Regions from separate parts of the Homo sapiens genome. Here region 2 is linked to region 1. A link is a loop called in an ENCODE intact Hi-C map of the cell type or tissue named here. Cell type or tissue: GM12878. All regions are shown on one strand. Links, peaks and the distances in the headings refer to the core of each region. The heading gives the core; the rest is flanking DNA. Region 1 overlaps ELOVL6 (ELOVL fatty acid elongase 6). Region 2 overlaps ELOVL6 (ELOVL fatty acid elongase 6).

Region 1 (15,635 bases), core at 6,300-8,799:
ATTACAGGTGTGAGCCACCACGCCTGGCCAGAAGAGCATATTTTTGATGAATGTTTTATATCAACTTCATTCATGAAATATTTGGATTTCAAAAAAAAAAAGCAACTACTCACTTGAAATTCTACAGAATTGTGTAGGAGATTAGATATGAACATGTGTACGTATATTTTAGGAAATGTGTTAAATGCAGAAAAACACAAACAATAATAAATGGCCAATATGCAAAATTGAGAGTTGTCCACATGATTATATTTGCTTCATTTGTTCTGAATAACACATCACAAATTTTTTTTCTTCTAAATTGCCAGTCCACACCAACCAACCTGTACAAATGCTGAAATTTTTTATTTATCCATTTATTCATTCGTTCATTTATTTTTTGAGACAGGGTCTCACTCTGCTACCCAGGTTTGAGTGCAGTGGTGCTAAAATGGCTCAATGCAGCCTCAGCCTCCCCTGGCTCAGGTGACCCTCCCACCTCAGCCTCCCAGGTAGCTGGGACTACAGGTGCGTGACACCATGCCTGGCTAATTTTTGTACTTTTTGTAGAGATGGGGTTTTGTCATGTTGCCCAGGCTGGTCTTATTTTCTAATAAATCATAGGAATTTAATAAATAAGACATCTTCTCTGCTTTTGCCCCCCAAAAAGTAAAAAATTGAGTTTATTTTCTTCTAGTATCTCTATAAATATTTTTATATTAAAAGTATCATTGTGTAGTTAGCCTTTTTACTTCCATGCATTGTTGACTAGCATTCTTTAAGCATAGAGAAATCTCAATATGTTCTTCCAAACACAGAAGCATAGCATTCCATTATCAATGTTTCCCAAATTCTGGCTTAAAAAAATTAAGATCCACTTTTTAAAACCTTAGACTGCAGATGCTTGGATTTTTCTATATAGTTCTGGATTTTTAAATTTTATACAAAACATGGCTCTGAAGAAAGTAAAATAACAGAATTTTAAATGAAAGAGAACACAATAATTTGTCAGTCTAAAAAAGATAAAGTATCACCACTGACTTCTGCATGTGCATTGCAGGATAAAGTAAATGGGGAGTTACTGGCCAACACTGGGAATTTGGATTTTTGACCCGAGAGGAAGGAGAAATAAAAGTTAAGTCATAAGAATGGTAAAGATTGTTTGTGACTAGCTAGGGCAACATAGTGAAACTCCATCTCTACCAAAACAAATATAGAAACTAGCTGGCCGTGGTGGTACATGCCCATAGTCCCAGCTACATGGGAGGCTAAGTTAGTAGGATCACTTGAGGCTGGAGAGGTTGAGGCTGTAGGGAGCCGTGATTGTGCCACTGCATTCCAGCCTGGGTGACAGAGTGAAATCTTGTCTCCAAAAAAAAAAAAGTAAAGATGATAGATTATATATGTATATTTTACCTCAATAAGTAAATTTCCACTTCTGGCTTTTTTAAAGACTTAAATATAAGAACTTACTCAGCACCAACAACCACCTTTAGTACCCAGACAGTGGTTTCTAAATATTATCTTCTCTCCACCATAGGAATTAGGGCTCTGATATGGTTCAGCTGGGTCCCCACCAAAATCTCAACTTGAATTGTATCTCCCAGAATTCCCACGTGTTGTGGGAGGGATGGGGGACGGGGGGCGGGTAGGGGGTGGGGAGGGGCGGTAATCGAATCATAGGGGCTGGTCTTTCCCGTGCTATTCTCATGATAGTGAATAAGTCTTATGAGATCTGATGGGCTTATCAGGGGTTTCCACTTTTGCTTCTTCCTCATTTTTCTCTTGCCTCTACCATGTAAGAAGTGCCTTATACCTCCCGCCATGATTCTGAGGTTCCCCAGCCATGTGGAACTGTAAGTCCAATTAAACCTCTTTTTCTTCCCAGTTTCGGGTATGTCTTTTATCAGCAGCATGAAAACGAACTAATACAGGCTCTTTGGAGAAATGGCTGATTCCAGTTCTGGACAAGAAATATACAACATGCCTGGCCTGGTATCTTGTAATTAAAGAAAAAAAAATCAAACTATCACCATCAAAAGGAATAGCAATGGACTTAAAACACATCAAAATCATATCTCAAAATCACTGGCATATGAAAAAGTACATATCCATAAGTTTATAATGATTCTTAAGAAAACAAATCTTATTGTTTACATGCTAACTAACTTAAAAAAAAAACCTGATGAATATAGACAAAGAATCAAGCATTTATCCTAATCTTTGCTATAATAACTGTATATACTTCAAGATAACCGAATAGTTGATAAAGGCAAGTTTCTTCTTATAGAAAGCCTCTTCAAATATTACACCTGAATGTAATAAACCTTCTAGATCTAACTACAACTTATAAGAAATAGAAGGTACAGAAAAATGCAATCAAGCAAAATCCAGGCCAGAGGAAGCTCTATGGGGTAAACTATCTGGTTTCTTCAAAGGATGAATCATAAGGAAAAAGAGGAAATCTATAAGCCAAAAGATATCAGTTAATGGAAGTGTAAAGATCTCATTTTGATCTAGGTTCTTAAACTGTAAAACAGGAATCATTTATGAGACAACTGAAGAAATTTGAAATTTAATAAGAACAAATTATTAATTTAGGTGAGATCATAATACTGTGTTTGCTTTTAAAGAGTACTTAACCTTTAGCCATGGTATGATTTCAATAAGAATTATTTCAGCCTCTATTATTAATAGTTCCAAATAATTTGGGGATGAGAAACAAGGTGAGCAAGATTAAACGAAGTAAAATCAGCCAAGTGTTGACAATTGTTTAACCAAGGTAGGGGTTGCAGGGGAGTCATTGTACTTTTTTTCTCCGCTTACAAGTGTTAAAATTTAAAATAACAAAAGATAAAGGTGCAGGGAATATTGAAAAATCAGTAAAATGGTGAAAGGCTTCATTAGGATAGAGATAAATTCCCCACAAATATCAAAATACTTCAGGTGAGGCATACTCTGTCAACCTTAAATGTAAATAAAAATGAAAAGCCTTCTTTATATTATAGAGAATCATGATCTGATACAGATTGAACTGGAAGGAGATTTTAGTGACAGATCCAAATCATGAGTACTTCAAACCTAGGGCTTTAGAAATTGCACTGAAATAAAAAGTATATTCAGTAGTGGTGAGTAAGTGGGTGTTTTAGATGGAGGGATCCAACATTATGGAAAAACACAGATCATAAGAGTTTAATGGAAATACTCTTCCTCAGTCATTTTTAATAAGCTTTAAGTAACTAATGAAGCTTTAATGATAACATCCATTTCTGCTTAGAACAGTTAATATATGAAAAAATACAAATGAATATTTATAAATATGAAAATTAATAGTTTTGTGTTTCATAGTATATCTACATTTACTCCGCTCCCGTTCCTCCCCAAGCCTAGTTATGAACTTGCTGGTTTTGACAAGCAAAACACAAATAGAACAGGTGCCTTTGTTAGCACTCTAGGTAAATCCTGGCACTTGCTTGGACACCAGCTGGGTGCTAATTAGTCTTGTGATTGCCTAGATCACAAAATAATACAAGACTGGAAATGCTCCTGAAAGCTTCTGGAGGAATGAGTCTGCACACCAGCTGACAGATGCCCTGAGAGAACAGGCCTTGTCCTGACAGTCTCTGTGTTGAGTTCTTTCACATTTACAAAGCCAGAGCTGGCTACATAAACACATGTCTGCAAGTCAGTTCGGGGAATGAGGGTGGAGGGTGCTTTTGAAGATGCAGAGCAAAAGCATTCTCTGGTCTAGCAATACTGACACAGATGTCCAGTGTCTGGTCTATGTCTAAGTGTCATCTTTTGATTAAGTGTTAGGAACAGCACACCCAGGGTATTTGAACCCTGTTCTCCAATAGACTTCAACAGGTTACTTGTGTGCCTTCCCATTTAACCTTTCATCTATATTTAGCCAATAACAATAATGAATTGCTGTACTGCTTCTCATCCTAACAGATCAATCAGATTACTGCATGACCAATTTGGACAGGACAAGAGATGGCCTGACACCTCTCAAAATATATAAGGTTGAATACATCATGGCAAATGGTGGCAGTGAAGGCTTTCTTTCTGAACATGACTTTATTTTATGTCCTCATCATATTCAATAATCAAAAATATCAGATTTAAAATCAAATGCTCAATCATTGCATTCTTTCAGCAAGTGATAAAATGGATACGTTTTATTAGAAAAATGAAAAAAACCTACCTGAAGACTGCAAGGGTCAGAGACCAGAGCACTAATGGCTTCCTCAGTTCAAACTTTGCTCGTTTATTCATTAGGTGCCGACCACCGAATATAAAGGCAGCATACAGAGCAGAAAACAGGAAAGATTTCTTCCTGCAAACAAGCAAACAAAATCTTTAAGATATTTTTAGTCATTAGGAAACACCAAATTTTGTACCAGTTCTCCTCTTTGTAAGCACTGAAAAAATATTCTTGAGAATATTCCTGCTTCACTGAAGAGGGAGTCTAGTCTACACGGCAAACTAGTGTTCTGTTGAAATCTCCCTTGACAAATCAGGTCTTCCAGTAGTTTAACCAACATATTAAGTATCATGTCAGGATAGATATATTTCCTTTGTAGGCTCTAGGACTGAAATTTCAACAACATAGCATTGAAGTACAAAAAGTAGTCTTTTCACTGAGAGAAATAATTTTATTCTTTAGAGTTTGTTGAGCCAATTTAGATACATACATGAATTTTAAAAAGAAGTGTTTTTATTGGAACTATTTGGTGACAAGGTTGTGTCTTGGAACAAGATAGCCATTTAAAATTTTATCTTGGGTGGGTGTGGTGGCTCACACCTGTTATCCCAGCACTTTGGGAGGCAGAGGTGGGTGGATCACTTTAGGCCAGGAGTTTGAGACCAGACTGGCCAACATGGTAAAACTCCCTCTCTGTTAAAAATACAAAATTTAGCCAGGCATGGTGGTGGGCACCTGTAATCTTAGCTACTTGGGAGGCTGAGGCAGAATTGCTTGAAACCAGAAGGCAGAGGTTGCAATGAGCTGAGATTTTTGAGACTCCATCTCAAAAGGCAAAAGAATAAAAGAATGGTTATTCCATAGGCAGCCCTGAGGACTGCTGGCTGGCTACTTTTATGGGTTTTTTAATTACATGCTAAACGAGGGGTAGATTATTCATGAGTGCTCCGGGGAAAGGGGCGGGGATTTCCCCAGGAACAGAACTGAGGGTTCCTTCCCTTTTTAGACTGTATACTGTACCATGGCATTTGTGAACTGTCATGGTGTTGGTGGGAGTGTCTTTTAGCATGCTAATGCATTATAATTAGCATATAATAAGCAGTGAGGATGATCAGAGGTCACTTGTGTTACCATCTTGGTTTGGGTGGGTTTTGGCCAGCTTCTTAACTATATCCTGTTTTATCAGCAGGGTCTTTGTGACCCGTATCTTGTGCCAACCTCCTATGTCATCCTGTGACTAAGAATTCCTTACCTCCTGGGAATGCAGCCCAGTAGGTCTCAGCCTCATTTTACTTAGCCCCTATTCAAGATAAAGTCACTCTGGTACAAATGCCTCTGACAACAGTACTGATAATGCCAAAAGATAAATTCAAAAGCAAAAATCCACAAACTTCTATAATAGAACTATGATTCGACTGAAAGCAACAGAAACCTTATAAATAATTTAAAACAGTTGAGCATGTTTCCTGAGAAAGCAATGTTTCTCTTAAAATGGGTCTTCCCTATTCAATTAGATCAATAAGGAAAGGGTTGAGAAATAAGTTACAAAACATAATATCAAAAGCAAAATGTGTTCACCTAAAGAGTATTATTTGTAAAATGCTTCGTGTTTTCTCCCTTTATGCTGACATGTAATGCTGACTCATAAGGGACCTTGCTATTTACACAAGCAGCTTTCCTATGTAAATGAATGCAAGTGACCTACTTAGTGAATACCACCAAATAAAGCAATGATTCCAGAAATCAACCCATAAGTAAATGTTGAATAAATCACTTTCACTGAGGTTTACAGACTCTTCTCTTGGGCCCACAAGACCTGGAACACAGTAGGTGCTTAATAAATATCTGTTGAATGAACGTGGTCTTGTCCTATCAAATTTTCTGATGGGGAAAATAATCAGGCATCTGTGTACAGTAAACAGGCAGCAAACACTAACAGAAAGTTGTACTTTCCCCGTAATACATTAATAACTAAAGAGTCAAATATTCAGAAAAATATTATGATACATTTTCTTCCCCCAGAAAGACATTGATTATTTCTATACTTCAGTGAAACAATTTTGTGGAAACTTTAACTATTGGACATTTCAGGAAGAAAGTACTTTTGGCCATAAATTATATATTGCTTTATTTCTCCTCTGGAAATTACAAGGGCATGGAATTAAATTACTTAAGAGTCACAATCACTGTTTCTGTTTATGCACATATAAGCAAAGACTAAAGAAAAATAAAGTTCTACCAAGTTAATGTAGGTGATAGTAATCTGAAAAAGTATATACTTTTTTTCTAATTTATAAAGGTAATAAGTGACAATAATCACATTATGATTTATAGAGTGATTCCTATGGGTAGACATAATGCCAAAAAGCTTTACCATTTAATCCTCATGGTGCAGGTAAAGTATTATCTTTATTTCATAAATAAACAGGCTTAGAGGTAAAGTAGCCCTAGATTTTCCTGTTCTTGTGGTAAACTTTCAGAAGAAAAAGGGGTACTTGAAGTGTTATCTTATAAGCTGTAAAAATTCCTTAAGCTGTCCTGTTGAATTACATAATCATTGCATAATGTGTAGAACATTGTGTAACTGTGAAAAGATGAAGAAGAATTTCCCATCTTCATGTTTCTACTGTCATATTTTCTGAGCCTGGGAAGCTTTCATCCAAACCCTCTTTGCTTCTTTGAGAACAGAAATTAATTATACATATACCATGGAAGACATTTCCTTAAAATTACCATTATTTATCTTACCCATTCAACATAATTGAGATTCTGATTATGGTTGTATTAACTGTATTACTTGCAATCATAAACCAAGTTAAATGAATATCTTCATACAATCCTATCATTCTAGCCATAAAGGGAAAAGTAATGCCTCAAGAACCAAGAAAAGAACAAAAAATCTTCCCTATGTATTTTTTCTCCAATTTCCTAACTTCTAAAATGAGAATTAATCCTAATGCACTGCTCACTTCCCAGCAAGGGCCATTCACTTTTCCACAAGAGCTCTCTTTACAAAGCAATTCAACAGCTAAGGCAATGAAGTCAGTCAGTACAGAATCATAGAACTTGATAATTGCAAGCAAGGAACCTTAGAGGTGGAGCCCAATTTCCTCCTTCGACAGAAAAGAGAATAGGGAACCGATGACAATAGTCACTCACAGTCACACAGCTTCATGCTACACTGGTCAAGACTATCCAACATTGTCATGGCTGTGGTCAAGCAGGTAGGTAAACACAAAATAATTGTATAAGCTATATCAGGGTCACAGGTAGTTAATGGGAATCGGTTTGAGTGCTGTGATCAAAGTAAGTTTTTCATTGCATGCACAGAAATCTTTTACTGTAGTGAAATTCAAATCCTTGGGGTTAGTTTGGAATTAAACCTAAGCATCTGCTATAAGTGGAAGTTGCCTAAGCATTAATAATTACCTCTTTAACTGAGTTGTCATTTATGGTTGAATGTACTATTTGTTTTCCATATTGCTTAGAAGAAGGTAAGATTTTCTTTAATGAACAGGACAATTTAAATGAATTAAAATTGCCTTTCCTTTCTGGCATCTCTCCGGTAAAGTTCAATTATATTCAAGATGAATAATGGTTTGCCACTAGCCCACTTAGTTTTTAATGTGGATAGATTGCTTTCCTAATGGTTCTGTGGTAATACTTTGTATACTGGCAGGCCTCCATACTTGGGTATAATGGTAACACTATACTGTTTTATTATTAGATAATCAGTCATTTTGAGATAGCATGGACTCTTCTTGTTTAATAAATTTTAAATGTGCATCATATAGCACAACCCATAATTATAGGTACTTAATAAGTACTTTTCAGTGTGGTGATTCAGGAGTTATGATTACCAGGTGACCAACCAAATAAAGACAACCCAAATGAAATACTGATGTGCTTTAATTCTGTCAAGCTTATATTTATCCTTTTTACCCTTCTATTTCTGTCATCAAGATGAACAATGGAAATTATTCCATAATTAATAAAAATGAATAGTGGATCTATCCTTAGAAATCTGAATTTCTCTATCATACTATCTTGTTCCAAAGCATTCCTAGGACATGCTTTTTTGATTCTTACCAGAGTAGCTGAGCAAGTTCTCACTTATGATTGGTATTTCTTGCTTTACCCATTAACATTTCTGAAAAAGTATGCATAAATTGAAATACATGTTTTTTTAAACTCGTGGGATTTCACTGAAACCAGTGCTTAGCTTGAGTCTCGTTAGCATTCACGTCAAGATTTCTATACCCCAAGAGTCAAACTAGTTTATTTGCTAATGAAGAAATGTTTATGTGGGTAGTATTTCAACATAGGATAATTGCTAATGAATAGCTTGGGAAGCTGGCCTGAGCTCCCTCCTGGCTCTTTCATGTCGTATCTACATGGCCTTCATTATGGCTACTGTACACATGTGAGGTACAAGGAGATGGGAAAGTAAAAAGCAGTGAGGGGAAAAAATGAAAAGGGCACCGCCCAGTTCAGCTGATACCTATCTACCTAGTGCAGAGAAAGTTTTCATGTTCTAAGGTGAAGAGTCTGACGCTGAGACAGAATGCCAACTGGTGCACCCCCCTCCTCTTTTAAGAGTCCTCTTGCAGTTCAGTTGCTGACTCAAGTCAGGAAACAACTTATGGTTCTGAAAGTGATTTTAGGGATACAAATAAAGTAGGGACCCAGAGACTAGAGGAAATAACACTACTTTTTGCCAATATGACATTTAATGTATGTCTATGGTGGTTATAATTTGATAAGAAAATAAGATTTTCTTGAGAGGGATCCTGAGGTTTCTTGAAGTCCTATCCAGGGCTTAATTCTGCCACATTCTTAAGGATTCTGCAAGACTTCATATAGGCATTTTTTTTACGTTAAAAAAAATGGAAATTTTTCCGCAGATTTTTTTTTTTTTTTTTTTTTTTTGAGCCAAGGTCTCATTCTGTCATCTAGGCTGGAGCGTAGTGGTGTGATCATGGCTCACTGCAGCCTCAGCCTCCAGGGCTCAAGCGATCTTCCCACTTCAGCCTCCTGGGTAGCTGGCACTACAGGTGCGCCTGATTCTTTTAATTTTTTTGCAGAAATGGGATCCCAGTATGCTGGCCAGACTGGTCCCCAACTCCTGGACTGAAGCAATCCTCCTGCCTCAGCCTCCCAAAGTGCTGGGATTACAGATGTAAGCCACCACACCTGGCCAGGAGGTTTTATTCGTAAGTAAATTAACCATATGCCCAGAAATTCTGACAAACAATTTTGTGAATAATCATGAAAATATGCCCGTAATTGATACAAATGAAAAGTGGCTTTACAATTGCAAGACAAAGCCATAACTAAGGTAAAGGTTCCTTATTCTTATTCCAAGCTGTTGTGTATGACCAAGGATACCAACTAAGGTGTGATTTCCAAGCTTCTTTGAGTTGTAAGCACTTTACCTTTTTGCTTCCCCCTCCAGATACTAATTTAGAGATCACAGGTTCTCCTCATCTATTTTTTTAAAAAAGGTGTGAGAACTAGTTTTTAGTTTTTCTATCCTTGAAGTAGGCCATAAGCAAAGTAGAGTTACATTTAGTCCATGAGATTCAATAACATGGCTGCACATCCCTTTCCAGGAAAGTATACCCCTCTTAGAAGCAGATTGGACACAGAAATTCCTTGTATACATCTGTAAACTTATCTTTTTCCCCCCTTGTCACCTTTTAAAAAATCTTGGTGCATTCCGTTTTTGTATTACAACTGGACATAAGATTTTGGGGGAGAAAATACTCTCAAAATGTTAAAACGAAAAAACTGCACATCTAAAAAGACTCTTTAATACTTAAATCGGCAGGTTATCAATTCCCTTTGTTTCCTTAGAATTCCTTTTTTTTTTTCAGTAGCTGATGAAAATGTTGACATCCACCCATCCATTCAAAATTCAATAAACCTTTCAGTTTTTTTTTTTCTTCTGTTAGGTTTAAGCCATGGCCAAGAAATTTAATAAACTCATTGTATTCCTTTGCAGTATGGTTAGTAAGACATTGAATGAAAAAAGGATCCTTATGTGAGAGTAAATTCTGCCTCTGCTAATCTAGCTAGAAAGAAAAATTTACATGGTAACACATGGTTATATAGGGGGTCAGTAGCAAATGTGTGTTACAGATAATGTTTTATAAAGAGCTAAGGAAGGAGACTATTGTCATGAGAAAATGCTGTGGAAGATTTAAGAGTGGACCCTGAAGGTTTTGGATGGATGGGCAAAGGGCAAGTAGCAATAGGCAATGGAGTTAGGTGTGAGCTAAACCGGGAGTCTGTCATACCAGATGCTGTGGGTTGGGTATGGTAGAAAGCCTGTTTGGAGATGCGGGCTAAAGTTGGGTTGTGTGACATTCTGAAAACTGCAGCAGAGTTCAGGCTGTATCTGCACCTCAAGTTTGCAGTAAGTTGTGAGGCATGTGCCCAGTAATTTGTTACTACTAATTAAAGTACAGGACTGAAATGTATGGCTTAATTTTCTTTTCTTCTTTTTCTTCTTAAATAAACAATAGACTAAATCACACATACCCCATCATGTCCCATGGGTGAGAGATGGGGAAGTAATAACTTGTGCCCCCAGAAAAATGGATAGAGAACTGCTGGATGAAGTCATGAAGGGTACTGAAAGTCTGAGCTGGGAAGGAAGACAGAATTTAAAAAGATGTTCACAGAGAAACTTGGTATGCATTATTTCTATCCCTGAGGGCAGATGTGGCAAAAGTTGAATTCCTGATCTCTCGATCAATGCACTGAAGTGTGTGTGTGAACTGCGGCTCTTCACAGGAATCATCAGATGGGATCACCTTTAGGAATGAATATTCTCCTGTTCATAGTAAAAGATAGCAAACCGCTAGGCTAATCACAGCATTATTTCAGTAGAGTTGATGTTTGCAGCTCAGAGAATTGTCAGTTTCAATCCTAAAGCGTTGCATCTTAGAGAGGTACAAGAATACTTTTTGTTTCAGTAGATATGGCTTAATAAAACTGATCAGAAAAAATCAGTTTTGAAGTTAGAACCAAAGACTGTAGACTGTCCTTGCTGCTCTAGTTAGCAAAATCAAACAAAGAATTAAAATCCGGGCTGAGTGTGGTGGCTCATGCCTGTAATCCCAACACTTCGGGAGGCTGAGGGGGGTGGATCACTTGAGATCAGGAGTTCAAGACCAGCCTGGACAACATGGTGAAACCCCCTCTCTACTAAAAAAACAAAAACTTAGCTGGGTGTGGTGGTACATGCTTGTAATCCCAGCTATTCAGGAGCCTAAGGCAGGAGAATCTCTTGAACCTGGGAGGCAGAGGTTGCAGTGAGCCAAGATCACACCATTGCATTCCAGCCTGGGCAACAGAGCAAGACTCCATCTCAGAAACGAAAATAAAAACAAAAGAATTAAAATCCATTCAATTTTTTATCTCCTTAGAGTAAAGCTTGCCGGCAGGGCACAGTGGCTCACGCCTGTAATCCCAGCACTTCGGGAGGCTGAGGCAGGCAGATCACGAGGTCAGGGGATGGAGACCATCCTGGCTAACACGGTGAAACCCCGTCTCTACTAAAAAAATACAAAAAAAATTAGCCAGGCGTGGTGGCAGGCGCCTGTAATCCCAGCTACTGAGGAGGCTGAGGCAGGAGAATGGCGTGAACCTGGGAGGCATAGGCTGCAGCGAGCCAGGATTGTGCCACTGCACTCCAGCCTGGGCGACAAAGCAAGACTCCGTCTCAAAAAAAAAAAAAAAAAGAGGAAAGCTTGCCATCACCCCCAAGTCAAAACCTGGCAGAAAACATATCAGTGACTGGGCATGGTGGCTCATGCCTGTAATCCCAATGCTTTGGGAGGGCAAGGCGGGAATATTACTTGTCCCAGGAGTTCGAGACCAGCCTGGTCAACATACTGAGACCCCCTCCATCTCTACAAAAAAATTAAAAATTAGTCTGCTGTAGTGGTGCATGCCTGTAGTCCTAGCTACTTGAGAAACTAGGGTGGGAGGACTGAGCCTAGGAGGTTGCGGCTGCAGTGAGCATGATTGCCCCATGCACTCCAGCCTGGGCGACAGAGTGAGACCCTGTCTTTAAAAAAGCCAAAAACAAAACAAAAAGTCATTGGTCTTATTTAGACAAATCTCCCATGCCCATCTGAAAACAAACTAAAAATGATCTCTATGATGAAAAAATAATTTCTAGTTTCTGTTTTGTTTGAGAGTATTGATTGTTGCAGGTGAGAATTTCCAGGTAACGATCTAGTGATAGTAAAACAAAACTCTTGTGGCCATTTAAAACAGTAATTTCTGAATAAGAGAGGCAGCATGTAGAAATAGAATTCAGAAGGTGGTTCCAGCAGCAATTCAATTTCATTGCACTAATTTTCTTGAAGAAATACTCTTCATTCTACGAGAAAGGTAGCATATTAATTTCCAATGAGGCAATGCTCACTTGTTAAATTATTTCAAAATATAATAATGATGAGCCAGGCATGATGGCATGCACCTGTAGTCCCAGCTACTCAGGAGGCTGAGGTGGGAGAAGCCCTTGAGCTCGAGACATCGAATCCAGCCTGAGCAACATAACAAGACTCCATCCCTTGAAAACGAAAAAAAGTGTAACAATAATGGTAATATAAAAACTGTACTATAATTCTGAAATGCCTCCTATTAAATAAGAGTAGTTGAGTGACTCTCCTGTCACCAAGCTAAACTTTATCTCCTATAGCCTTAAAAATCTATTCTATAATATAAATGAAGCATTAGTCATCTATTTTCCTAAATATAAAATTTTATTGGGCTTGAAGTTACACAAATACAATTATGGGCTATGTCAGTCAAAGCTGTAGGCATTTTTTTTTCTTTTTTTTAGATCTTCTTTTCCAGTCCAGTGGCCTAATGACCCTAGACATATAGAATCTCAAGATTGGAACAGACCTTAGACATCTAGTCTAAACTTTTCAGCTTAGGAATTCCTGGCTAAAAACTTCCTGGCTGATGGTCCTCTAATTTCTACTAAATGTAGAAATAATGACTGGAACTTGGAGGTCATTAGTTCCTGATCATATGGTACAGCTGGGCTTCTTTAAAAACTGACCCAAATGCTGAAGCCACTCATCCTTCCCCTATGGATGACCAACACCCTTTCAAACTAACAGGCTACACTTAGAGTTGAATATAAAAACCTGTTTCCTGATTGTCTTTATCCTAAAGAAGCCTAGGACGTCTTATAACTAATAGACCTATCAGAGCTGGAGGCTAAAACTAGAAGTGAAAAAACACTGTCAAAAGGAGACAATTATTCACAATGCATTGAAAACCGGATTTCAGGTTTATAAGATTAAGTCCAATTCAAACTGAAAATTTTCCTAGATTTAAATCAAAACCAAGAAAAATAACAGCTTGCACAATTATATAAACAAGCATAAACATATCCATGTTTATGAGCACTTTCTCTGTACTCAAGGACTGACATTTATATCAAAGGAGAATCCATTTCTGTTGTAGGTTACCACTACCTTAATATTTATATAGGGTTTTCATTTCCCCAAATCACCTCATAGACAGCTGAAAATTCCAAAAGCTAGAAAATAAAATGAAGGGGAAAACATGGCATGTTTTCACGTTAACTATTGGATAAATAAATATACTCCTGTCACTAATGATTCCCTCAATATAAATTTTGAAAAGAAACTGGGGAAGCAATGAGAAAATATACCCCAAATACTATTTCTGGATTAGAGAAAATATCTCAGCAGTGACGATGATCTCATGGTTAGTTTATAAATTGATTTTGTCAGCAAAATCAAATGTACATAAGAAATTAAGCTTGAGAAAAAACTGGCAGTAATCAGAAGAAATATATTTTTAGTAATGAGTGAAAATGACTTAAACATTGTTTTTACTTATGAGATTATCACCCGATTACCCAAGAAAGAACTCTGAATTTCATCTTGTTCTTAAAAATAATAATATAGGGCCAAGCATGATGGCTCATGCCTGTAATCCCAGCATTTCGGGAGGCCAAGGTGGGAAGACGGCTTAAGGCCAGGAATCCAAGGCCAGCCTGGGTAATATGGTGAGAACCTGTCTCTACAAAAAAAAACTTCCAGAAATAATAATAATATGGCAACATTTTGACTGGGGCTTTCATACTGCTCCTTCAAAATCTGAACTCTCATTCAGTGACATAAGAGGATAAAGTTTGCAGACAATAGCTTTGAGAACTCCGATAATGGGGACAGCTACAACAAATTCTCACAAACTGAATGGCTTCTAACAAAACAAATGTATTATCTTACAGTTCTGGAAGTTAGAATCTGAAATGAGTCTTACGGGGCTAAAATCAAAGAGTCACCAGGGTTGCATTTCTTCTGAAGGCTCTATGGCAGAATCCATTTCCTTGCCTTTTCCAACATCTAGAGTCCACTTGACATTCCTTGGCTCATGGCTGCCTCCTTCTCCATCTTCAAAATGCATCACACCAAGCTGTTTCCATGGTCACGTCACCTTATCTGACTCTGATCCCCCCAACTCCCTGTTAAGAACCCTGTGAATATAATGGGCCCACCAGATAATCCAGGGCCACAGCCTAGAGGCTTCCATTTTAACAACCCATGTGATTAGATGTCCCCTGCCCAAAGATATTCTGGAATAATCTCACCATCTCAAATTCCTCAACCTAATTGCATCCGCAACATGTCCTTTGCTATATAAAGTAACATATTCACAGAAGATGGGCACATTTTTGAGGGACTGTTATTCTGTTTACCATGTGGATTAAACTAAATCGTAAGATCTAAAGCCATTCTTCTACTAAAACACATAGGAGACCCCTACAGATGCACATGTTTCATGTCTATTCCTGGTTTGCCATCCCCAAAGCCAGGTTCTTCCCCTCTACTCAAGAAAGCATTTTAGAATCCAAAGGGCGAGAGCAACACTCTTATGGAGATTGTCTTTAAGCAACTCATTAACATGTGACTCACAAATATCAGCATCTGAACTCTTAGTAGCACATGACTTACTGTATCCTTTACAATGAACCAGGTACCTATGTTCAGAATTTCTAGTATAATATACAATTTACTAAAATTACTAATATGTATTCGATTTATTCTGACTGTCCACAGTCCTAAATTGCCATCTCTCAACACTCCTTTGCAACAACAAAGGTTACTTGGTTTGTAACCATTCTCTTAATCCCAATCTTAAAATACGTACTACAGGCTACTTTAAGTATGTTTTCCTGTTTGTGGCAATGCAGTTGTTTTATCCTTCCTCTCTTTTTGGGCTTATGTCTATAAAGATAGGTTTCTATGCAGCAATGGTCAAGTATCAGTCTTCCACCCAGATGGCCTGCTAGCAGCAGCATTTGACACAGATGGCAACTCCTTCTTTCCTGCAATGCTTCCTTCACTTCCTTCCTTTCTGTTTTCTCTTGCTTCTTCTCCAACTTCAC
Region 2 (15,635 bases), core at 6,028-8,527, 53 kb before region 1:
TGGACTTGGCTTGATGCTCAGACCTAGTGTATGAAATCATGTGTGTATGAAATAAAGGATTTTTTTTTAGCCCAAGAACAATGCTTTCACCATAGTAGGATCGGGATGCAGTGGAAAATCTTCAATAGAAAGATACTCTATTGCAGCATAGTGGGGCAGCTATAAAAACTTGCCTGCCCAAGTTTTTCTGGAATGTTAACTGGCAGCAGGATTATCTATGCAGCAGTCAATTCTCTGGTAGGTTTCAGATTTGTCATGGGCCAGTGATCCAGCCTCATATCTTGATATGATTAAAGCGGCTAAGCTGAGATGTTAAAAACAGTGTATTGAACCTATATTACCAAAATTTTGTTTTGTTTTGTTTTGTTTTAAAAAAAATGTGGCTTTTTTCCTCCCATGATAAACATTGGAAATGCCTTTAGATATATTTAGCTAATTTTAAAACTATTAAGACATTCACCCTGTAAACAAAAATTCCAAATTATTTTACAAGTAAAGACAAACAAACATGAACCTAATACCAAAATGAAAGTGCTTTGGAAGCATCATTTAGAGTCTTTTTAAGGTTTATGCTCACTTCCGTTTCTAACCTGCATTAAGAGATCTGCAATAAATCACTCAATTAAATAATTAAATCAACCAGATGAGCCTCCAATGGGTCCTTCAATTAAATTCAAGTCAACTGTTATGTGGCCTTCTCCTCATTTTAATTATTCTCATTTTCTGTTATAAGGAAAAAAGGCTTATTGCACGGTATCATGTATTTGCGAAGCTCAAAATAACATTTGCATCCTAAGCATCTATTAGCTCTTATAAAAGGACCTGTCTTTTCAGCTCATGTCAGATTTTGCATAATTTATAATACATTCCTCCATCAGTTGTGTCTCACCTATGAACCAACATCAAGACATTATAGACTGCTCACAATCATTTAACATAGATGTAACAGCTTTCCTCCCCTGCACTGTCCCCCACTCCCCATTTCTTCCAGTCATGACTTGGTTTGCATGGATTCTTTGTTCACTGCTCAAACCATTCACACAGAATGGAATAAAACTTTATTCTTTTTAAATTCCACACATAAACGAGATGCTGAAAAAGCCCTTGCCATCTCTGACAGAAAAGCAGAGCAGCTCTGTTTCATGAACGACAGCACAATTAAAGCTAAAATAATATAAAAATAATTCGAAAAAATCCCTTTTACTGTACACTCTCAAAGCAAGAAAGAGAAACAACAGTTTTGTTTTGTTTTTTTCTGCTAGCCAGAAAATGTGTTTCTATTCATTTGGGCTTTGAAGTTCAGTGTACCCCACATCTGTGTGTCTGTGTGTGTATGCGTGGCTATGTGCGTGTAATCTATGCAGTGTGGAAGCCCCTAATCTTTTCATCTAGTTTGCCTAATCATTAAGCTACTTAACCAATTATAATACTATTATGTCACATTGAACAACTTTACATAATTGCTTCTTTGAAATACTAGAAACATTGACACATGTATTTGGCTTGTAAAGGACTGAAATATTACAGAGAATATTATCCAGCTTTTTTTTTTTAAAGAATATGGCTCTTAATAAATTGATTTTGAGTTCCAGAGCTAAAGTCCCTTTTAAAACATTTCTGAAGCTGACTTGAAGCAGGATGAATATCTTCTGATTTGGCCAAAGACATGACAAGTATTTCATATCACTTAAAATTTGAGGGATAAGTGTATGGGGGCCCTTTGTTGTCAACTGTTTTCAGCCAAACTTGCCTTGAAGTTTGTTGTAGTATTGCCACTCAGCCAGCAGAGGGCCCTTTAAACACCTCTACATTGCTTGGGGAGCAAATGCAGATGATGCAGAAACACAGTGTTCCCCCAATATTTCGAACAGCCCTGTGATTTCCTTTTGGAATTCACAAAAATATCGAAAATATGCGCTATACTGTGGGGTTTCATTTGGAAAGTTATGAGTGTGTGTGAAGTCAAACAGGGAGGGGCATACACACCATCTGTCTGTCGAATTGATCTTCGGCTCACCTCTTTTCCCACTGCCTTTCTCCCTTTTCCAGCTCACAGTGGTCCTGGGCCGGGCCTTTTTACAAATACTACAGAACCCGTTTTCACATTGTTTGGTTGAGTGTTTATCTTTTTCAATTCTGTATTTACTCTTCTGTTCAAAAGCCCGGGGCAACTGAACAAAAGGATAATGCTTCATATCTCACTTAAGAGTAGAAATTACAGTTCAACTATCAGAAATGCTCTGGGATGGAGCTGCCCCCATGGGACCTGGGCTGCACTGTTTCCATCCTCCCAGGAAGAATCTTGGGGAAGTATTCACCCCCTTTGGTTTTGGCAAACTCACTAGCCTGAGGCTATGCAGTGAAGATGAAGTTAGTTGAAATATAGTTGTTTACATCTGTTTTCATAAGGATGATTAAGACATCTTTTCTCATGGGGTCTACAGCAGCTGGCATTTCTTAAAAAGGCTTTAGTTTCTGCAAAAGCATTATCGTTCTAGATATACACCCTGTGTCTCTTTCATTTTTGTCTTTTCTATTGGCTCCAGTTTAGTGTCCATAAAGTTAGAAAGGATTGTGTGTGTTGTGCTCGCACAGTTTCTAGAGTAAAAATCTTTCATCTTAGAGAAATGTGACACTTAGTAAATACATTTTTTCCTATGTGTTAATAGCCTTTGTTTGCCTTTGATTAGTCTCCTCTGCTTCTGGCTTGCTTTTGTTCTCCCTTGTCCTAGAGTTGATAGATAAAGAGGGAATGGGGTCTTCCAGCAGCAGTGCTTGGAGATGGAGGTGCACTCAGTGAGTCCTCACCCTAAAAGGATCATAAACTTACTGGGTTAAATCAACCTAATTATCCCTAAGCTGCCTTGGGTTTTGTGTTTGCTCATGTTTTGTTTTGTTTTAGCTGCACCACGTGTGATTCCTTGTGCCATTTTCTTTTGTCTATTATTTTTCTTGATGACCCTGAGCTATGGCTTCCTCCTCAGTTCCAACACTATTCAGCTTTCGTTGTTTTCCTCATTTTGCCGATGTAGGCCTCAAAGAAGAAATGGCAGAAGAGCACAAGGTAGCTGAGGTACATGAGTGAGGACCAGAAGATGTTCTGAAAGTGAGAGTGACACTGGTCATGCTGCATCCAGCAGAAGACCAGGTAGTTAACCACACAGCCCATCAGCATCTGAGTGATCTGGGACAAGGTGATGAACATGGCAAACTTCCGGGAGACTCGGAAACCTGCCGCCCGCAAGGCATAGTAAGAGTACATCACGGCGTGCACGCCATAGTTCATAGTCATGAACCAACCTCCCCCGGCAACCATGTCTTTGTAGGAGTACCAAGAGTACAGGAGCACAGTGATGTGGTGATACCAGTGCAGGAAGATCAGCTTCTGCTTCCTCAGAATAATGAATATTGTATCTCCTGGAAGACAAAGAGGAAGAAGGTACGTGAGATCCTTGACCACCAGTAACGATGACTTACAGTTTTGTAAGAGGGTAGACATCCTGAGCTAGGACTGGAGAGTTACATAGACTGGATTAGAACCCTGAACTGGTACTTACTAGCTCTGTGACCCTGGACAAGTTAGTTATCCTCACTATTTCTAGTTTCCTCATCTATATAAATGGTGATAATTTAAAAGAGTAGCATGGAATCACCTGAGGATTAAGTAGGATAATCAGCATGGCTCTCTTCACACACAGGAGGCAAGCAGCAAATGTTTCTTTCAAGGTATTTCACACAAAATCTTATCCATCATTGATCTGGAAGGGACATTAACAACTATGTTGCCAACTCCCAACTCAACTATACATTTTAGGAAATACCACCTGGAGGGGACTGGTGACTTGTCTTAGATCATTTATCAATCAAAGGAAACAGACTGGAAGTCAAGTGCCCAGCAAAATGTTCTAAGGCTTCTCTAGAGTAGTAAAACCATAATTTTTCTTTGGTACATGATAAAAGGTACCCCTCAAACATATATCTTTGTGAGCTCCCTAAATTACACAGCCTTGCCAAATGGCAGTGAGAAAAGTAAAACCTAAACAAAAGACAGAAAAAGGGGGACAAAAATCCTCTTCTATACACATTTGCTGACAAGGGTAATAGGAATATTTTATACCAGTGAATCAAGTGAGGAGCAATTGAAAATAACAGTTTTCATTTTACAGAATTAACTGAAAAGATTTCCAGGATCTATCAAAATTTTGTCTAACAATATCCCTTTGAAGGAAAAGACCATAGCTTCTGAGGCAGGGAATTTATATTATGAAAGCTAGAATTATGCTGAGGTGGGTAGATGCTATGTATCTGCAATGCTTCACTGAAAAGTTTCAGGGCTCTGAAAATAGACTGTAGAACATTTATGTAAAATTGGATGAAGAGCAAGCCCAGTGAAAAATATACCCAATTACATTAGCGAGTAAGAAAATAAGGGAAGTTACGCTAGGATGTGTGACAGAAACAGGCTAATGCAGGTGAATGCGTCTTTCTCCTTCCTATCTCTATGGTTATGAGACATGGGAAAAATCGACATCCTTCATGACCTTTGGTGAACTCAAACCTGGCTTCTTTTTGTGTAAAAAACAAAAGCTAGAAGGTTCTTTTAATTTTTTGTTTGTTTTTGAGACAGGGTCTTGCCCTGTCACCTACGTGCCATCGCAGCTCACTGAAAACTTGATCTCCTGGGCTCAAGTGATCCTCCCACTGCAGCCTAAGGAATAGCTGAGACTGCAGGCATGTGCCACCATGCCCAGCTAATTTAAAAAAACTTTTTTAGTAGAGATGAGGTCTTGAACTCCTGAGCTCAAGCTATCCACCAGCCTCGGCCTCCTAAAGTGCTGGGACTATAGGCGTGAGCCACCGCCCTGAGAACCCGGCCCTGGTTCTTCTTCTTCTTCTGAAATTTAATTAAGCGCAACAAAACAAAACAAAACAAAGAAAAACTAGTACTTATTCCTACCTTATCCCTCATGTACTTCACAGATGGCCTAAAACGCTTGCACTCAGCAAGGTCAAAGAATGCTGGACTATGGGGAAAGACTTCTAAGGTTCTAATGGCAGTGGCTGGAAAGATACAGGTGGTGCCCCATTCCATGCATTAGGAGAGCTATTGGTTTATTTTCCTACTAAACTGTTAAACACTATTATTTCATATTTGTTTACAATAGAAAAAGAAAGTTGGCCGGGTGTGGTGACTCACACCTGTCATCCCAGCACTTTGGGAGGCCAAGGCGGGGGGATCACCTGAGGTCAGGAGTTCGAGACCAGCCTGGCCAACATGGCGAAACCCCATCTCTACTAAAAATACAAAAATTAGGCTGGCACGGTGGCTCACACCTGTAATTCCAGCACTTTGGGAGCCCGAGGTGGGCAGATCACAAGGTCAGGAGATCAAGACCATCCTGGCTAACACGGTGAAACCCCATCTCTACTATAAAATTAAAAAAATATCCAGGTGTGGTGGTGGGTGCCTGTGGTCCCAGCTACTCTGGAGGCTGAGGCAGGAGAATGGCATGAACCCGGGAGGTGGAGTTTGCAGTGAGCCGAGATTGTGCCACTATACTCCAGCCTGGGCGACAGAGTGAGACTCCATCTCAAAAAAAAAAAATTAGCTGGGCATTGTGGCAGGCACCTGTAATCCCAGCTACTCAGGAGGCTGAGGCAGGAGAATCACTTGAACCTGGGGAGGCGGAGGTTGCAGTGAGCCAAGATCATGCCATTGCACTCTAGGCCTGGGCAACAGGGCAAGACTCCATCTCAAAAAATAAATAAATTAATTAAATAAATAGGAAAGTTGTCAGTTGTTATATTTCTGAACCTACTGTCAAATTTTTGTTGAAGTCATCTTCTCTCTTGCAAGATGCCAGATTTTTATGGTGTCTATAAGTGTCAGGCAGACTGATAATGATGGATGATGATGGTAACCCTCATACATATACTTAAGGGACAAAACTGGTGTCAGGAGACCCGGGATCTACTTTTCAGTGTTAAACTGTGCTATTTTTGTATCTGTCAGAGATCCACCGTTTCTGTATAAGTACTACTCTGTTCCTCCAATCCCTCTGTGGACAATAACGCAGACACAATCAATTCCAGCTACCTTGGTTCATAGTGTAAAGAAGGTAGATGTCCAAGATACTGTATGTTTAAAACAAGTTTAGTCATTCATAATTGAATAGATGCTTTCATGAGTCTCTTAGCATTAACTAAAATATAAACCCCTATACAATTCCAAACACATTATAATAAATTTGTCAAAGTAATATGCATTTCATCCTAACTCTTTAGTTTAACCCTATCATCACTTTTATATTAAAATTTTATTGTCTAAAGAATGATTAAGAAAAACCATATTAGAATGGGCTAGTGTGGGATGGAAAGTGGAAGGTACAATTCTGGAGTTAAGAATGGCTTTGTGTTTCTCCTGTCTGGAGGTGAGGGTATATCTCAGGTTTAACTGAGATACACTGGGTGTTTCTAGTTACTTTAGGGAGGGGAGTGGAGTGGAGGGTAGGAGGAGGGGAAAACATGTCCCGAAATCTCAAGAACAAAATTAATTTAAATTTGCTTAGGAGTTTTTTCCAGAACACATATGCACGATGGTGGGTGCGGGAATGAAATTGATCATCTCCCAGCAATGGCTCTGGAGCTGATCAGTAGCACCATTCAACACCCTATCAGGGTTACTATCCCCCAGACTGCTGACCCAAAGAGTGGTAGTTTCCCTCAGGCAGGGGGAAACTGGTGGGGCTCTAGAAGAGCTAACCAAGTCCTCTCACGGTCTTGGATATGGCAGCTGAGATGCATCAGTCAGGCCACTCTGGCAGGTACAAATTATTTTTCCTCTGGGGAAACCACATAATGTCACATTTAATTTGTCATGAGCCAGAGTCATGCCAAGTCATGGTAATTTCAGGCTTTCCAGAAGCTATAGAGTGACCCAGAAATGTTAACTATCAGAGGGACTGTGTATTTGAGTTGGTCAGTCAATCTTTCTTGTTCAAATGTCCTGTTGGCATAACGGGAAGGACATTGGCCAAGTACAAGCAATGGGACTTTAGACTCTCGAACGTTTCAGTCCTGTCATTTTAGCTACCTCCTGGCTCATGTTCTCTGTATCATGATTTCTCTAACCTTTGGTCCAACTATTTTCATTCAAGAGACAGCTTTCAGGCAGGGCATGTTGTTCCTTATACCCAAGTGTCCCTTCTTAACTACACCTTTGCAGCTGCAGGAAAAGCAACAAGCATTTGGAAATCCCCAGGGTGTTCTTGGCCACCAAGAGACACAGAGAGGCTACTCTGTGTGTGTGGTTTGTCACATACAGCTGAGTCCCTCTTCCCAGAGCTAGCTAGAGTGCTGCTGAGTCAGAGCTTCAAAAACAATGACATGCTCAACTGAGCAAGGACCTGGGCTCAGAGCAGATATTTCCAAGTTTTAACAAAACAAAATCTCAGCGGGTTTTAATATAATCCAAATAGTAGGTGCTCAGAGATTTGGCACACAAAGCAGGTTAGTGGCTCTTTTCCTCTCACTTGTTCTAGTGGCCTACAACCCCATAATTCACTGAAATGAGCTCACGGTTTTCTGCTGAAACAGAAAGGTCTTCTTGCTATTTATTAAGAGTTTAGTGAAGGGGGAGTTAGTGTGGAATGAGTAGCATTTCAGTTGGAGAAGATGCAAAAGTTCTGGAAGTTGATGGAGTAATGGTTGCTCAACAATCTGAATAATATGTATATTTTACTGCAATTTAAAACAAGAGTTTGAGTTTGTGGGAGCTGGGGGGGGGGATACAGTTTCAGTACTATACATGGAAGAACTGTTTTTTTCTCACTAGATCTTTTCCTTTTGGTGCTCATAAAGAGTCCAGAATCTTAGAATATTGAAAGGTAAAATTTGAGACCTAAAAATAAGAAAAGTTCTAAATAATCCAAACGGGTAAATCTCTCTTAATTAAATAGTAGCGACAAGATTTTCCAACTGCAAAAACTGGAAAGAAATTTAACCTCCAAAATGCATGGGAAAAAAAAGTCATCCAGGCAAACATGTTGACTACATAAAGACCTAGATCTGCTTGTCTTGGAGACACTTGCACTGATTTTGGACCTGTTTTGAGTCAGCGGTTTACCTCTGAATGGCCATTGTCAGAGGAGCTCCAGAGTATTTGAAGAACAATATCCCATATTTTAAAATGTTAAAAAAAAAAAGTATTCAGAACATGAAAATTATCTCTATAAAGGGTTTGAAACTGTATGAAGAATTTGTGTTACTAATTAGCCTCATTAAAGAACTATGTCAAGATTAGAATATTATTTTTTCCAACACTTCAATCTCATATTTTAACTGCATCGATTATTGGATAATCCACAAAGGACTACTACAAATTATTGTGATGAATGAGCCCTTTCCAGGGAAAGGGATTATCATGCCAGCAGCACACCACTCCTGTTGACTGCAAATAGGAGACTGGATTATGGCTCCTTTGGGGCTCAAGAGGGAACACTGTATTCAATTACAATGTCCGCTATGAGGCTGAGGGGAATGGACATTTGGGCCTGGATTAAATTAAGACAGGTGATATTAACATCATCAGCATCAACACAACCAAGATAGAAGATGAAAATATGAATACCTCTGGGTGCTACACTAATAGGTCTTCTCTAGGAATCCTAAAAGTCAGGAGGACAGAGAGCATAGGTCTGATTATGTCTTTAAAGGAAATTAATCACTACAGATAGCTTGAGGTGGCATTTCAATAAATTATTCCTCCAAAAGGTAGAAAGGACTATGTTTGTTCTCAAGTACCTCAAATACAGCTGTATATAACTCAGAACACAACACAATTAGTCCTTGCAGGGAAAAGGCGTTTCTAGAAGAAAACACTGAGGCTGCTTTTTTGTGATCTGAGGCTTAAAGGTCGGAAGTCCAGTCTCCAGCCATAGTCTAGTCTCCTACTTGCATCCTACTGGCATGATTATTTCTTATTAAAAAAAAAATTGAGGGGGAAGTAGTAAAAGGTAGAAACTGTTGAAGTGTTCAGGGGTAGCATTCAGGGGAAATCACGTTTCATGCATTTACTACATTTATGTAGTTGTAGTCAGGCCTTTGTCAAAAAAGATAGGGGATTAATAAGGTTATTAAATAGCATAAAAGAGGGATATATTTCTCAACTAAAATAATTCAGACTTTAATAACGTGTAATTTTATTTTAAAGAAAAAAAGCCACAGCCGGGCACAGTGGCTCATGCCTATAATACTAGCACTTTGGGAGGCCGAGGCGGGCTGATTACCTGAGGTCAGGAGTTCAAGTCCAGCCTGGCCAACATGGTGAAACCCCGTCTCTACTAAAAATACAAAAATTAGCCGGGTGTAGTGGCACACACCTGTAATCCCAGCTACTCGGAAGGCTGAGGCACGAGAATTGTTTGAACCCGGGACACGGAGGTTGCAGTGAGCCGAGATCGCGCCACTGCACTCCAGCCTCGGCAACAGAGTAAGACTCTGTCTCAGGGAAAAAAAAAAAAAAAAAAAAATCACAAAACCCCAAGAGTAAAGAATACATGCTCACACTCTCAGATCAACCCCAGTTTGAGAACAAGTGCTCTGATTCAGAAACTCTATGAATCAAAGCAAATTAAAATATTCTCATATAATTTTAAAATTCCCAGAAATACCTCTTCAGATTTTGCAGGCATTGTCTGTAAATCCAGGGTGAAAACCACTTCTCTAGCCTATGACTTCATACCTAGTGGTACCAATACCTCCTGGGGCCTGGTTCATAAAATCTGTATTGTAAAATTCCTTTTAGATAAAGTTGCCATTCTATTTCAGCCAGTGCTTAACATAAATGCACTGAATGAATGAATGAATGAATCCACACTAATGCATTTTACCCTGAGACCGTTTTCATATGATCCGTGTGTGTAGGCGTTTGTGTGTCTGTTGGAGGGGGGGAGCGGTGCAGGCATGCACATGCACGCGGTAGTTATCTAGTTATTTTGGACTATCTTTGTACCTCTGCCCCTCTTAGGAAAGGTTTTCAGGAAAAATTTTCTTCTGTTGTTCTTCCCTTGTTTTTGACCTGGGAAGACAGTAGCTCAAACCAATTGTCATCTACTTATAAACAGCAGGTTTCTGGCTTCCAGTGGAAGGTGGCTGGGTTGCCGGCCCACACAAATCAGACAGTTCCCATTCTATCTGAATGGACACGGGGCGTGAACAAGGGGCACCTTACAGAAGACTGCTCATAGCTTATATTGCAGGTGGTTTGTAAGGAAAGTACAACACCAAACTCCCTTTTTAGGAGAAACAGGAGAGGGGACAATACATATTAGGTTGGTGCAAAAGTTAACTGCGGTTTTGCCATTGAAAACAATGGCAAAAATTGCAATTGATATCTTTTGAACTAAATATGTATAATTCTTAATTGCAGGTGAAAAAAAACCCAGAACCCCAGAGGTGACCAGGTTTGCCTTACCAGTTTGTACCTGTACAATCTGTACCAGTTTGCTAGCATTACTCATGGATGTACTCAGAGCTTATTGTCACCACTAGATCTCTTTCTGTGTAAATAAAGACATCTTCCTGGAAAACTGTGCCCACATTAACTCCTTGACTTTACTATTTCTGGTAACCTGTGCCACACTTACATTCAAGACCATTCAAGGGTTGAGGGAAAAATTATAGAAATCTACAAATACAGCCTGTATTTTCTATTACTTTCTGGAAGGTAAATTACATTCCCCTTCCCTAAGGCCAGTCTTGATGATTAAAATCAAACACCACCAGAGACCAACCCTCAGCATTTGTTAATGAGAACAGGAGGGTCCCCAAATGAAAAGCTTAATTCCTAATCTGAATCCTAACTCTACAGATGAAAGTATGCTCAGATATGGGACTTGGAAATAGCTGTGTTGCTCTTTTCTTCCCCCATGTTTTAATATTAGCTCAGCTCAGTGGGCCTTTTAAAGGGGTCTCTGTACATTTTATAAGTCCGTGGAGGTATATTTTTAGTAGAGCTCGAAAATCAGCATGTTCAGTATAAACTATCTACTCTTAATATGCACAATGTAAAATTATTTAAAAGGAAAGAGGGAGCGAACAATAAAAAGTAGAAGTCAGGCAAGAACTCAAATTCATTCATTGTAACTTTCTTGCAACCAACAAAATAGGACCTTCAAAATGTTTCTTTGCTCACTAAATAAATACTGTGGATATGTTGCTACAAAGAGAGGGAGAGGAAATGGAAGAAGATACTCACCTAGTTCGGGTGCTTTGCTTAGCACAAATGCATAAGCCCAGAATTTGCTGACAGGTCCATTGTAAAAACCCTGGTCACAAACTGACTGCTTCAGGCCTTTGGTCATCAAAATGTACACCATATAAGCACCAGTTCGAAGAGCACCGAATATACTTCATAATGAAAAGAGAAAAGAAACAGCATTTAGGAAAATAGTTTCACTTCTCACATCAACCATACTTAGAAGACTGGTTGGCCACTGGCAGGAAATAGGCATAAGAATCATATTATTTGTATTTCCTTGAAAGCATCTTAAAATGTTCTGTAAACAAGAGCTAATACAATGACTCAAGGGCTTTATTCTGAAACCATATATGATACCACTTCCTCTTCATCACTGTTCCAAAAAGAGGTCATGAAAAAGGGTAACAGATTCAGAGCAGGATCTCATGAAGAATGCTGGTGACCTTTGAGTTTCAGCTTGGGAACTATTCCTTGGAGAGCAGATGGGTGTGGCTGCAAACTCTTGGAATTATCTCAAATTTGCCCTGTGCCCAATCATTCTCCAAGTTCTACTGGCTCTATTTCCTGAAAACCTGTTTACCTCTTTAGGCAAACTTTTCCTCTACCTCTGGACTCGCCTTGCCAGCCCAGGCTTTTTGTGCCCTCCTTGGATTTCTCCAGCAGTCTCCAAATCACTTTCTACTGTCTGATCCATCTTTCTCAGAGATGTCAGAATGAGACTCCTTCAAAAGCTTAGCTCTGTCACCTCCTCCAGGAAGCCCACTCAGGCAGAGATAAGTGCTCACTCCCTGAGCTCCCTAGAACCAGTGTTGTGCTAATACCACCCCAACACTGTTCTTCAATGCCCCGCAATGTGTTTAATCTCCACATAGGCACAGGTGCTCAATAAAGACTGTTGAAAAAGTGAGATTGTTGAAAAAGTGAAGAAAAAATAAACAATTTCTTTAAATCAGAGAACTGGTAAGGAAATAGGAAGTTCTGGAACACATTAGGCTCAAGAAACACAACCTGCCATGGGAAAGCACTTGGCAATAGGAACAAGCAGCCACTATTACGAAGTGAGCCCCTTAAGTGTATGTCCCAGAGTGTGTGAACCATGCCCGGGACTGAAAGGAGAGCTGGCTGACCATGTGGGGAAGATGGACCTGCCTAGCCTTTTCTGCCCAAAAGGGCAGCATCTTACTCTAGAAGTCAGCTGAGAGATCAATGAATGAACAACTGTTGAATTGGGAAATGGAGCCTTCTTTTCTCCTCAGAGGCACTGTTTTTTACTTAAAATATCTTAGAGTTGCTCTAGAATAAATCATTCCACTAGGCTAACCTGTCCAGAAAGCACGCATCTGCCAACTAGAACTAAAGGTCAACTTTCTACAGTATCAAAATAATGAAGTTTAATTCCTGGCAATTGTCTATTAAGTTGGGTCTTTGTAAGTAGCTTCTCTAAAGGTATAAAGACTCCATCAAATGGTGTTACTCTTTCCACTGTATGAAATTGTCCTGCAGAGGATTACTGTCATTTTACAGATATAGATCCTGTTTAATCCTTCAGTGGTTTTTCTCTGCACTTGGAATAAAAACCTCAACTCCTTTATCAGGACCGACAAGGCCTCTCTGCACTGCCTCTCTCTCCCCATTCTCCACTCTCACCTCCTGCCATTCTCTTCTTGTTCACTGTGAGCCAATCACTCCAGAACTTTCAGACACTTTCAGTTTTCTGCCTCAGGACCTTTGCATTTCTCCCCTGTTCATAACAAAACTGGCTTTTTACTTTCTTATCTTAAGGAAATGTCTCCTCCCCGTGGAATGACCTAAGTCTTTATAGTCCATTATCTGTCCTAATTTGGGGATGAAGGGTTGATTTCATTAGTAGCATCAAGTAATAGAGATTTTTCTGTCTTATCTGAATTTTTTTTGTGTACTGTCTTTCCCTCACCAAATGATGGCTTTTTTTTTTTTTTTTTTTTTTTTTGAGACAGAATCTCGCTCTCTCAGCCAGGCTGGAGTACAGTGGCATGATCTCAGCTCACTGCAACCTCCGCCTCCTGGGTTCAAGTGACTCTCCTTCCTCAGCCTCCCAAGTAGCTGGGACTACAGGCATGCACCACCATGCCAGGCTAATTTTTTGTGTTTTTAGTAGAGATGGGGTTTCACTATGTTGGCCAGGCCGGTCTCAAACTCCTGACCTCGTGATCCACCTGCCTCGGCCTCCCAAAGTGCTGGGGTATAGCCCAAAACCCTTCCTCTTACTCTACTTGCTGTTAGACTATGTAATTCCCACATGATCAGAGTAGATCCAAAGAATGTATGCTTGAAATGGTTGCTATCCTTTCATCCTTTTGGGTCTCAAAAAATCATTGTAATTTATTCCCAATTTCTAAGGTATTCACACAAGTTCATTTATTCTTTCAGTGGTCAAATATTTATTGGCATGGTTTTAGATGATGGAGTGAAAAAAAATCATTAAGCTAACTCTGGCTAGTGAGTGGTAGTCCTAGAAGACTTCAGAGGAAGTGGTATTTGAATTAGGGGCAAATAGGTATTCACAAGTTTGAGGGCTAGGGTATGGGGAGGTCAGTTCAGAGCACTGTAGAGTTGAAGGTTTTGATATCATGGTGACCTATAATATTGCTGACAGCAAGTGTATAGCACATATTATTGTCCCATATCTGGACATGTGCCTCATTCCCTAAGCTCTGAACAATAAGGCTAACTCAGAACAGAGGACAGTAGCACTTTTCAGGGAAACCGTCAGTGCCAGCCATTGGGCCCATGTGTCTGTGGGCAAAGGCGCATTGTTGGGATGTGACAGTGCTACTGCTGGGGAGCACTGTGGGGGCCAATGGGATAATTGTTATTTGTGGGGAGCCACTAGCTCTGCCCCTCGCACATTTCATCCTCTGCACGCTTTGGAACCAGGTGGTTTTTATCACAACAGTGTCACATCGTGACACTTTAACAAAATACACTTTAAGGTGAAGAGGCTTTCCTTCCTCCCCAAGTTACATTAGCTTGAGAGGCAGCGTGATGCAGCAGGCAAATATGCTGCTGTTCTGCTACCCCTAGTCCTTACTTAGGCTCACAGCAGATGCTGCTAATCAATCTCAGCAGTCTTTCTGGCCATCCCTGGACCACACATTTAAGTTCTCGGCCACTCTATGCCACTGTCAATAGATTAGAGTTGCAAATCGAACCCTTTGTACAATAGGCTCCAATCACAGTCCAATCACTTATTACTAACAGTTTTATAATTAGCCAAGTTACTGAAGTATTTTTTCCTCTGAAATGAGAATAATATCTAACATGCAAATTCATCGTATGAATTTTTTGAAGCAATATAAGTAAGGTATTTAGCTAGCATCAAGCCTCTGATACACAGGTGCTCAACGAAACAGTTTTCATTATATTACTCTTCTTACTCTATCACTATTTGTATTACTATTATTGCTGATTTACTTCGGCTAACCCTCAATGTTGAAAATCACCTTCCTCGCTGATCTTATTTTGTCAGGTAAGAGAGGTTAAGGTTAATTAACCCTAATTCAAAGTTAAGGAAACTGATTTACAGCTAGTTCAATTTGCCACATTGATTGTTCACATTATTCCTATTGCTATGAGAATTTTTATTTATATAGATATTTTTCTTGGACAAGTGAGTCTCTAGGAGCCGAGGATGGCTGTCATTCTCGAAGTACTTCTCAGGTTTCCGGAGGCCTGCTCCTGGTGTGGCGACCCCAAGGAGGGACATCTCCTGCAGTGGGGTTGCTCTTTTGGAGCAGTCGAAGTTGGCCAGAGCGTGGGGTCAAGGAGGGACAGCCTAGGCAGTCCACACCTGGTGGGCTCAGTCCCCCAGTTCCTGATCCTGACTCTCATCTCCACAAAAGGTAACCATGCACCAACTTTCCACAAGTGACAACTAGCAAGTTTACGACAGGATGTGAAATGAGCACTTTCCATAGAAGGGCTTGAAGGAGAGGCTGTTGGTATAGAAAAGCTTCTGTTTCAAGTGAAATGTATCTTTCCTTCAGATGATATAGATTATTCTAAATCTAGAGCCTCAAAGAGGCTGAGGGTCTGGACCACTGTGTTGAATGAAGGCAGATGATTACTACGTCACATGCCTTTTCCCAGCTCTATGGTCATACTTTAAAAAAAAAAAAGAAAATAAAAGAAAAAAAGAAATATACCATACAGGCTGGGCACGGTGGCTCATGCCTGTAATCCCAGCACTTTGGGATGCCGAGGAGGGTGGATCACCTGAGGTCAGGATTTCGAGACCAGCCTGGCCAACACGGTGAAACCCCATCTCTACTAAAAATACAAAAATTAGCCAGGTACGGTGGTACACGCCTGTAATCCTAGCTACTTGGGAGGGTGA

What was found. A loop is a pair of places that touch in the nucleus more often than their neighbours do. Peaks named below come from ENCODE experiments on the same cell type or tissue, not always from the same donor. Only the 100,000 strongest peaks of a DNase experiment are listed, where the experiment ranks them.
Region 2: it touches region 1 in a loop (2.2-fold over the local background); 4 of 110 quality-filtered maps call a loop at or near these places.

The regions. Positions count from the first base shown.
Region 1 is chr4:110,101,311-110,116,945 of GRCh38, forward strand. ELOVL6 (ELOVL fatty acid elongase 6) reads right to left here. Exons shown (of 4, transcript NM_024090.3): 2 at 4,187-4,318. Among named protein-coding and RNA genes, the nearest start is that of ELOVL6, 89 kb to the right of the region's middle. In GM12878, for the core only: no CTCF peak of the experiment used is centred there; a DNase peak (open chromatin) is centred at 7,341.
Region 2 is chr4:110,048,346-110,063,980 of GRCh38, forward strand. ELOVL6 (ELOVL fatty acid elongase 6) reads right to left here. Exons shown (of 4, transcript NM_024090.3): 3 at 11,258-11,409; 4 at 1-3,417. The coding sequence ends at 2,993. Among named protein-coding and RNA genes, the nearest start is that of ELOVL6, 140 kb to the right of the region's middle. RefSeq lists enhancers at 2,645-3,844, 7,007-7,056, 7,467-7,526. In GM12878, for the core only: no CTCF peak of the experiment used is centred there; a DNase peak (open chromatin) is centred at 7,266; H3K4me3 peaks cover 610 bases; H3K27ac peaks cover 1,412 bases.